Linked DNA regions of Mus musculus: region 2 is linked to region 1. The links are chromatin loops, found by intact Hi-C in ENCODE. Cell type or tissue: heart. All regions are shown on one strand. Links, peaks and the distances in the headings refer to the core of each region. The heading gives the core; the rest is flanking DNA. Region 1 overlaps Sntg2 (syntrophin, gamma 2). Region 2 overlaps Tpo (thyroid peroxidase).

The links. Peaks named below come from ENCODE experiments on the same cell type or tissue, not always from the same donor. Only the 100,000 strongest peaks of a DNase experiment are listed, where the experiment ranks them.
Region 2: a loop joins it to region 1, with 2.2 times the contacts of the local background. A loop is called at or near these places in 4 of 42 quality-filtered maps.

The regions. Positions count from the first base shown.
Region 1 is chr12:30,196,832-30,202,215 of GRCm38, reverse strand. It overlaps Sntg2 (syntrophin, gamma 2), which reads left to right. Exons shown (of 17, transcript NM_172951.3): 15 at 849-941. Among named protein-coding and RNA genes, the nearest start is that of Gm32084, 54 kb to the right of the region's middle. In heart, for the core only: a CTCF peak has its summit at 2,308 (motif pointing left); no DNase peak of the experiment used is centred there.
Region 2 is chr12:30,127,076-30,132,459 of GRCm38, reverse strand. It overlaps Tpo (thyroid peroxidase), which reads left to right. Exons shown (of 17, transcript NM_009417.3): 2 at 559-659. The coding sequence starts at 566. Among named protein-coding and RNA genes, the nearest start is that of Tpo, 2.9 kb to the left of the region's middle. In heart, for the core only: a CTCF peak has its summit at 3,696 (motif pointing left); DNase peaks (open chromatin) are centred at 3,199 and 3,659; H3K27me3 peaks cover 373 bases.

The DNA.
Region 1 (5,384 bases), core at 335-5,334:
TGTCGGACAGGGTCCTTTCTTTGTGGGCCTGCTCTCTGTGCCCATTGTAAGAGGTGAAGGAGAGAATGGAGCCAAGATGTAGTGACAACCTCCCCAGGGATCCCTGGTATGGTTTAATGATATTCAAGGCATCTGTCTTGTTACTAGGATGAGAATATAATAGAGTAGATCTAAGCGGCAGAGTCAGTAACTGTGCAGAGGATGCCCAGGGCACCCTGGGTAGAGGGATAAGAAGCAGTGCAGACGTGAGATGGGCTCCTCCTGACTTCCCAGTGTTGAGTACATATGTCAGAGAGTCAGAAAACCAAGTCCTGCCCCATCATCGTCCCTAAGCAAGACCTTCATCTCTATCCCGTGAAAAGCACCCCGATTTCTCCCACAGAAATGATGGCATCAGGTCATCTGTAGACTGGGGTAACTTTACCTACAAACTGAAGTTGACAAAAAACAACTTCACCAGTTTTAGGACTGTTCCTTTCTACATGCCCTATATACGCCATAGACTACCGTGAAACACTTGAAGCACGTAGATGTCCAGTGAGTGTTTTTAAAAGAACAACGAAGAACAAATATTTGTTGGAATGTTTCAATGATTTGGTTTTGTTTAGCTGATGCCTTTAAAGACATCCTTTGTCTGTCTAAAAACGAAAGCAAGGAAGATCCCAGTGCCTACATGTGTCTCTGCAGTTCCCTGCAACCCCCAAACCTGCCTTTTTATTCTACATAGTTGCTGAGTTCAGACTGAAAACAGTGTCCTTTGGCTAAAAGTAGCTAATGTGCCAACTGCCTTGCTATGGCTAACCAGAACTATCACAGAGCTCTCACTCAAAATTAATACTCTTTTCTAGTCCAAAACATATCTGTGCAGCTGGCAAGGGGAGACGCTGTGCTTCACGGTGGATTTTGCTCTGGGATTCACCTGCTTTGACGGTAAGACAAAGGTAAGATGCAGGGAATGCCTGCGGCTCTGTGCCTGTTCCTTTGCAGCTATTCAGATATGTGTGAGAGTAGGCAGCACCCACCAGCTGTGCTGGAAATGAAGGTCTGCCTATATGATCTGCCTTCCTGCTTGCTAGTTTGGGGTCTCTGGGTGTTTACAAGCCCTAGAACCCACACAGCAAAATGTCCAGTGAAATGGTGCTTGGCAGCTATGATTCAGAGACAGACAGACGGGGAGGGAAGGAGAAAGAGGAAAACACAGGATGGGTTTTCATAATCTCCTTGAAGAGAAAAAAACCTACAACACTAGAACAGAATGAAAAGAACCGTAGTTTCAAACCTGAGTGGTTTTGGGGAGAGTACACTCCGCACGTTGGTAGAATGCATCCAGGAATGAAATGCTGTCCTGGATTCCAGCTGTATTGATTATGCCGCCTGTGTGAGCAGTAGAAATCACTGGATTATTTCCATCATCATCTGAGGGTTCTCCAAATTACATAAGTGTTAGGAAATCCTTTGCCAATGTGAAGAGCCAATGCTCTTTCACATAATATTTATAAAGACCTACTTTGCTAATTACAAATGAGTGATGTTTGTGCCTGTGGGGAATGCTGCTGTGAACGCGGGACGCCAGTAGATTTAGTTTAGAGATCTCATTGGCTTTTATTAGCAAGGACAAAGCATAAAAGCCTACAGCAGACCCACAGAGCAGAAGAGTGGTCTCTGTGGGTGGCTTGAGCAGGATCAAGGGACCCTGTATTACAGAACCCCATGGCTCTCACAGGAAACAGCTTCCTGTGGTTTCTCTTGCAGAATAGAGCAGAAAGGGTGTCCCTATTGTCCATTCGGGCTAGCTTGGTTCCCTTCAGATCAGCTGCTGCTGATCAGCACTTAGGAAGCCCTGACCTGTTGGAGTTTCACTTGTTGTATAAAGCTTCAGTTTGATGATGTGTCGTTGGACATGGATGATGGCAATGTGGTCTGGTCTTTGGGGCCTCAGGCTTGAGCTCATTCATACACATGGATTCTACTGGGTCATATCTGAATTTCTGTTACTAAGCATACGAACATTTCTAGAAACCTGCTTTCCACATACCTTGTGCCAGCTCAGCTTTGGCCTCCCTTCGTTCCAGAGCCCACAATGAAGAAGTGAAGGCTCATCAAAGGCTTCTAAAAATGAGCAGTCTTTTTCTCATAGCTGTTTCCAAACTGCCATATCTGAGCCTCTTAGGCTATGCTCTTTTGTGACCCAGTCTCTCAACCAGTTGATAAGTACTCCCAGACAGCAACTTTGTCTAGAACTCTTCCCTGTGCCCTTCCTTTTTCCAGAACAAAGATCTCAGCCAGGACAAGTCTGCCCTCTAGGGGACATATGGAGATAACTGAAGACGGTTTTTCCTCACTAGTACCTGGAAGGGTAGGGTACTCTGCCACTTCGGGATGTCCATTATGGGGGCCCAAATTGCTGCTTAGCACCTGCCATGAACAGGATAGAGCATTATACAGAATATTCAAGCAGCCTGTGTTCAGAGGTAGAGAAATCCTGAGACAGAAAAGGAACCTGCTTTTGTCCCTGGTACCTGAAAACTCACTACAAACATTGTCACTTCACTTCCTCAAAGTGAAATTATCATGATGTTTTCCCCATGGACTCACATGATGATTGTAGTAATAATAAAATGCAGTTGCATAAAATAATGTAATATCAAGGATGGATTTCAATTCTGTATCCAGCATCGAAGGCCATTCATGCTGTAGCACAGGGTCGGTGAGCAAATGACTTCTTGATCCTTGTCAAGAGTCCTTACCTTCTGTGACCATGGTACTCACACAGATCAATACAGAACCCACACTTGCTACTAATTTGATCCAGACTCCAGACCTGAATGCTCTTGCCAAGTGTGTCCTTCTGGGATGCATATGGTGTTACAGCATCTACCGTGGAGGAAGAAGTGCAGAACTTCTACGTAGTTTCTGCTTCTTCATCTCTGACACGCAGTCTTGCACTTCAGGACACCAAATCTAAGACCTTTAGGATTCCACCTTAAGGGCAGGTTTGCATGGTCTATCTCCACACAGTCCTCAGGATTCTATGTGTGTCTTTGGTGCTGCACTTGGCAATATCCCGGAATAGATCCTGGTCAAGGCCCTAACCTAGGAAGAGCAAAGCACAGCACAGCACTGCCTGCTAGAGATTCCACTGCCGGTCTACTTGTGCTTCTGTCTCTGGCTTACTCATGGTCAGCCAGTCTTCCTGTCACTCCAGGGACTAGAACAGTACACATAAGAGTCTTCAAGAGGCCATATGTGAGAATCTTAGCATGTCTACCCACTGACTCGTGTGCAGCCAGGGGCAGCAACACTGCAAGGGAAGAGCTTGATATGAACTCCGGTTCCTAATGACATGGAAGTGGGGTCTAGTGTTCTGGAGCTCCCTTCCTGTTTCTGTAGGATCTGGGGGAAGTTCTGAGCTGGTCTGCACAGGCTACAAGCAACATGTTTGACCTCACAGTTGCATGGCCCCTTGCTCTTGTGTGAGGGTTGAACCCACAGTACACAATATCAACTAAGTCGTGCATCAGCCATCTTCCTTTGAAACCCCTTCCTGCTCCCTTGTCCTCTTTTTTACCAGGCAATGTCCTTACTTCCCATGGTAGGTCTCAAATGGGGCTCTGACGACAGGTCTTAACATTTAATCTAGCATCTTTCCCTGAAAATTAGCCTTTCAAAGGTTTTAAATGGTATCATTTGTTTCATAATGTGGCACATGACTGCTATGAGCCCTTGGGGACTGGACTCCCTGGTGACAGACTATCTAATCAGTCTGAACCTTGACCATTAAACATTAGAATTCATGTCAAGCCAGTTACTGCCTCCTTGGGCTAGACAAAGTAGGCTGCCTCTTACTCAAAATACCATGGATAAGGATGGGGTCAGAGATAGCTCAGTCAATACAGTGCTGACCTTGCAAGCATGGGGTCCAGCCCCAGAACCCACCTAAGGAATCCAGAGGAGGTAAAGACAGGTCAATCCTGGGAGCTTATTGGCAACCAGCCTTACCTATTGAGTAAGTTCCAACCTAATGGCAGGCCTGTCTCAAAGAAAAAAAAAAGTGGGTGGTACCTGAGAAACAACTGAGGTTAACCATCTGGCTTCCACATGCATGCCTACATACAGAGAATGAGAGAGAGAGACAGAGACAGAGAGACAGAGACAGAGAAACAAAGACAGAGACGAGAGAGACAGAGAGAGAATGTGATAAGGAGACCCTTTGAAGGCACAGTGTTGAACCAGTCCATTTGTGTATCATTGCTGAGACACAGCTAAATCTATGACTTAGCAGTAGCTCTCCATATCAAAGGCCTAAGAAAACACAATTTGAGGGTGGAATATGATTTGGTGGGAGAGTATGATAGCATACACAAGGCCTTAAGTTCTATCCTTAGTAGCACACACACCATGCTAGGATTCTGATAACTGTTTGTGGTTTAGTGAATATTTATATGGACATCCCTCATACACTAATGGCTCAATTCTGTAACACTCACTTCTCTTACCAGGGAGAGACAAGCCGTTGTCTCCGGCCATCAGTCTATTCTTACCAGCTATTTCACCAGCATAAGGAGTAATTAGGAAGGGCAGGAAACATAGCCAAGCATGTTCCCTACCCGGATACTAAATGAGAAGACCATAGAACATTTGTACATTTCTAGAATGACATTTTAAAGGCATCAAAATTAGAATAATCTAGAACACCATTCTAGGTATATAGGCCCATCCCTGGACCTGACATGTCCACAAGCTAGCTGGCATGAGAACACTGGTCAACATAACAGTTTTTGCTCTGTAACTTGATGCTGACTGATGTTCTGGTCTTGTCATGGTAATGAAGGTAGGGAAAGAGCTAGATTTGGTTGCTAAAACCACACAAAGGACAAAGGTGCCTTCTTGCTCCATGACTGAGAGCTGAGTGTTGAGATGTCCCCAGCCTTTATTACTCCAGCAGGACTCAATGCCCTTTCAAATCCATCTCCTGATGTCTGAACTTAAATGAGCACTATTTGTGGCATGATCTCTAAGCAACCAATCTGGGCTCTGAGTTCCCAGCTTGCAAACCCAGATCTGTGTACAGAGGATCAAGTGCATATTTAAGAAGGGCTCAGCATTTGGAGACTAAGTAGCTTACTTAGACCACAGGCAGAAAAAGTTTTCATGGTTTTCTGAAATAGTTTTCTTTTAAATAAAAGATAACATTTTAGGTTCATGAAGGAAAGCTTAGAACTTTGAAAATTGAGACGAATGACCATGAGTCATTAAAGACAACAAGCTAAATAAGTGTCAAAGATGCCAAGGTGCTATGGCATCACCATGCTGAGGACATAAGGCTCAAGTGAAAAATTCCGGAATAAGCCTGCTGACCACCCCATTCATCATAGGGCCTGGAT
Region 2 (5,384 bases), core at 385-5,384, 70 kb after region 1:
CAGTGTGGCAAATAGGTGCTCTCCCTAACAAAGCCTGGTGGTACCCGTTCCTATTCCTTCAGTTCAGGTGTGCTAGGGCACCTACAGACCCATATTTACTATGATGTGTTCATCTCAGGATGTTCCTACAAAGTCAAGGATTCAAGAATCTCAATGTCCAAGACTAAGAAAACAAAAAGTTAGAAAGTGGATGTGATCCATTTTGGATCTTGTTTCGTCTGAAATCATGTCATTAAAATCCTCGTGCCATAAAAGATGCAGCCACTGCCAGGGACTTACTTATTATAAGTGCTGAATTCTTCATGTTAGCTATTCGCTTCACATAGATGTGTTTGAAGAGAGAGATTTCCCATTCTCTAGTTACACCTTTCTGATGAATTGGGGACCAGGTCTGTTTAGCACTACAGGTTGACAGTGTGTCTTCCTGGTTCTGAAGATGGTTCAGTATCCTAAAGTGACAGCCTTGGACTTAGGAGGACCCACCTGAGAGGCCTGGGTATTTATGGTACATCCCACAGTACTCTGCTGACTATCTGATTATCTCTTCCACCACTTCAGCTCTAGAATGAGAACACTTGGAGCTATGGCAATAATGCTGGTGGTTATGGGAACTGTAATTTTCCTCTCTTTTATCCTGAGAAGCAGAGACATCTTGTGTGGTAAGTAACAAATGATGTGGGATCTTTTAGTCTTGTAAAGTTGTTTTTCACACTCAACAAACCAAACATGTCAGTGCGGTTGCTGAGGATCAGTTAAAGACCCTTTTGTGCTTGTCAAAAAGAATAATGTAATTCTTCAGTTTAGAAGGATTAAATTATAATTCCTCCTTTAAAAGAACTGATTTTTCCATTATTATAGAATAAATCATTTCCATTTTATCTGTACATATATCTTTTAAAAGGTTGTGACAATTTTTGTTTCTTTGTTAGAAAATCATCTCAAGTTAAATATCTCTGGTATAGCTAGGTTTTGGTTGAGTTGTATGGGAAATTATAGTAAGAAAGCTACTGAAATATATGGATTAACATAATCATTCTTTGCTATAAAGAAGAAAAACAAAGGATAGAATGAAGGGACAGAGGGGGAAGGGGATGGGAGGGGAGGGAAGGAAAAGAAAGGAACCTGGAAAAAGAAGGGAAGAAAACACAAGTAGTCACCCTGAAGCAAGCTTCCTGGTGGCAGGATGCTGGAGAAGGGCCACTTGCTGCCTCCAGTCTCTTAGATACAGCCCAGCCATTGGGCCTTAGCAACCTCTTCTACATTCAGACCTACTTCCTGCTAGGAGCTACATGCTGTTTAAATTTTCTGTCTGAACATCATGACTGTACTGCAGTCACCCTGCTGCCTTCCCAGGCTCAGGAGCTCCTAAAGAAAGCATCCTTCCATCTTTCCTTCTGGGTATCAGCACTGTCTACTCTATAAAGCACTTCTTCTGATGGGCATGTCACTCCCCTTCCAAGTCTGACTACCACTACAGGTATTCCTGGTGAGCATTAATAACTTGGGAATTGTGTTTCCATGACAACTAAAGAAAACAAGAGGGGTTCTCCTTTTAAATCTCCAAGAAAACCTAAGTATCCCCATTTGTACCAATCCTTCTAACATCTGGAACATGACAGGTGTTCAGCACACCGAAGGAAATAAATCACTTTTTCCTTTTGTTCAATAGCTATCGAGACCCTAGAGGAATAAAGCAAGACTGAAAAGATAGAGGTCGAGTCTAGTCAAGAACTCGATATTGCACCTGTGAGCTGTTCACAAAAACATCTGCACAGTGTGGCTTTAAAGTTTTGAAATGATATTATTTTACAAAATGAGGATATGGAACATCTGTAACTCTGCCCACAGAGTGTTTGTTTTGTCCTTGAAACAGGGTTTCAGTATGTAATCCCCATAGCGCTGGAAATCACCATGCAGAACATATAGATCTTCCTGCTTCTACCGCTGCCTCCAGAGTGTTGGGATAAAAAGCATGATTTACAAATCTGTAATAGTGACAACTCTTTTGCTTACATTTTAATAGTATATAATAATGTACAACATGACTTCTATAATGATAGTGCACTTTAGAGTGTATTTTACCATTCATTGGGATATTTTTAAGCTGGCTTCTTATCCATCTACTCTATAAATTTCTTAGGTAGAAAATCTGCTGGTAGTGATGCCACACATTGGTTGGCAAACATGGGAGAGGATGAAACAGGAGAATCACAATGTCAAGGTCAGCTTTGGCTGTACCTTCAGTCTGGAATCAGGGAGGACTTGCTGGGCATGTGTGAGGCCCTAGAGTTAATAATTTTTTTAAAATCATCAAAATCACTACTCCTACCCTTCTACTTCTGCTTGGGGTCGTAGCGCCCCTGTGATCCCACCTGAGGCAGGAGGATCATGCGAACAAGGCTAGCATCAGATGTATAGCACATTTGAGTGAACTCAGCCTGGACTTTGCAAGACTCTGAAATAGAAATTGCTTCACAATGGTTCAATTTTCTATTCTTTAATATAAGAACGTTTATCAGCTGAAAAGTAAACAGTGCCTTTGAAACAGTAAATATTCACCAGTAAAATGTATTTGAAACACAGTTTTCATATGATCTATTTCACTACAACCAAAATTAAATATACTTGGAAAATGAGAATGCAGATGACTTTGTGCATTTGGGGGACATCAATGACACTTTGAGAAGCAAAGCTATAGGGGACAACACACACACACACACACACACACACACACACACACACACTTACTATGCAAAGCCAGATGCCTCAAAGCACAGAGGAAAAGAAACCTCGGCACCTGGAAATTCAGTAATAAACTACTGAAAATGAAAAAAAGGTTTCATTTTCTCCTAAAGTATACCCATGACCATTATAAATCTAGGAAAACTTTGCTCGTAGCCTCTCTTGACAACCCTCTGTAGCACATGCTCCATGAAGCACTGCGTATTCCTCTCAACAGACTGAGATGGGCTTCCAGTGTTTGTGCAAAATTAAGATCCATGTGAAATTATCTTTATGGCGAACTCAGCGGCTCGTTGTAGCTGTGAAAAGAAAATAAGATGCAAATGAACAGCGTGAGCAGGAAAGCTGCCTGCAAATCCTGAGATTGGGAAGCCAGCCTAGTGGGGGAGTCTAAAAGGAAAGCTGGCCAGCTCTGTTCCAGTTCACCAGATTTCTGAAAACAGAGATCATCAAAACACGATCCACACAGAACGCTGAGTGAATCCCAGGTGACCAGAGTCAGCCAAGGGCAGCACGTGGGAGCCTGGGGCCTCTGTGGCTTTGGACAGGAAGACATTGGCTTTCTTTCACTTCTTTTGCTTTGTATTTGTGAACATGTCTGGAAGTATGTAGCCTGTTTCTTTGTCCTGGCATACGGTATCTTCATGTATAATGGCTTCTTGCATTCCAGTTATGAATATGCAAGAGGTGGGATTCTAGAGGCCAGTGTGCCTCCCAGAGCAGATGGCACTTTCAGGACATACACATAGAAAGCCGGGACAGGGAATAAGTCATGTTACTCTCTAGAATTTGGATTTCTGTTCTAGACAAACAGAAGAGACCAAGTTGAAATTCTTAGGATCATTGACTCTAGCCTCAACCACAAGTCCGAGATAGCCTGGCCACCTGCCTGCTGGGTAGATCTTGAGATGCAAAAGAATGCCACAGGTCTTAGAGAAGCACTCTGTTTCCCCCTGCTGGTCAAGAAATCCATTGCAGAGTATCTCCCCACTCCCTACCAGGAAGAATGAAAGGAGACTCCAGGTCTCTAGGCAGCCACACACTTCCAGGAACCCACATTAACAACACAGCTGCCAGCCAGTGGCCAGGAGGCAGTCCCCATTTATCTGCCTATTTGAAGCTTGTTCCCTAGTAAGAAACAACCCTTCTCTTTCCCTTCTTTCTTTCCTTCCTCGCCAAGTGTCTGCCCCAGCAGCTCCCCTGAGAAGTCAGCACACAGACCAAGGTCTGCTGGCAGCCAGTTTTCTCTTGTTTATCCTTCCTTTGCCTGTCTAATTCATTCGGCCCCAGAAAGTTGAGGGAAGATGGGCAGAAGAGAAGATGCTCTCCTCTGATGCGGATGAATGAGACACCTCTAGTCATCCCAAACATAATTAATTTAAAATCTATCCGGCTCCACAGAGAGTTTAGAAGATCACAGAGGAGAAGTGTTTCTGTGGGAAATTTTTCAACAGAAAAATCTTTAGTTCAAAGATAAAATTTGAAATAATCAACCTTTCTTTAAAGTTGGGCAAAATGGAAGCATAAGCAATACATGATCGTGATAATTTAAATATCAGCTTAATATTGGTCAATAATAGGATATTAGTTCACTGGCAGCTACTATTCCCCAGAAATGCACATGACACTCACATATGCATGTGCGCGCGCGCACACACAAACACACACACACACACACACTCACACATATACACAGACACACACAGAATTTTTCTCCATAGGTAATTGTTCTACACAAGCATTTAGCTCTCACATAATGCTTCTACTAAGTTCAACCTCCACCTGGGTACCAAATAGGTAAAGACTATGTAGTCAAGCACCCTAAGGCTCATAGTGCACAGGGCACACAGTGAAGAACTGATCCTGTTTCGTTCGGCTGTATCCCACTCAGAGGGTCTTTATTCTGCTAAGAAAGAGGGAATGAGTTGGATAATTTAAGTAGACACTTGAGGGGATGGAGGGAGTGGACACGGGTGTGTAAGGGTGCTTCTGCCCATGTGCATGTGTATAGAGGCCAGAAGAGGGTATCGGGGTTCCTACTCTATCACTCTCTACATTATTACCCTAAGACAGTTTTGATTACCGAACCTGAAGTTAGACTGGCAGCCAATAAGCCTCAGTAATCTTTCTATCCCTGCTCTGTGCAGTATTGCAGTAAAAGGTGCATGCAGCCATGTCAAACTCTCTTCCTGGATAATGGGATCTGAGCTGAGGTTCTAACGCTTATGCAGTGAGTGTTCCTATATACACTAATCCATTTTTTTAGTGCCGGATGGCAATACATTTTAAAGTAAGGGGGAATCAAGCTACCATACCTAGAGCTTTGACAATTAAACCGTATCCTTGTAGATTTCGAGGATCTTAACAGTCCATGGAAAGGAGTGTGGTTTTCACTCTGTGGACATCAGGGTCTTTGTGTTGTGAGGGGAGGCACAACCCAGCATGTCTATATTTAGAAAGCCACCTGACTTACAGCAAGAACAAAAAAAGAAGTGAGTTGTCTGAGACATAACTTTTCCCACTCAGCAATGGGGGTGTACAGAACTTTCCAAAAGGCATTAAGGCAGTGAAAGGAAAAGACACACATTTTCAAGGGTCCCCAACTCCACTTGACTCCAGACAACATGTCAAAGACTATCTTA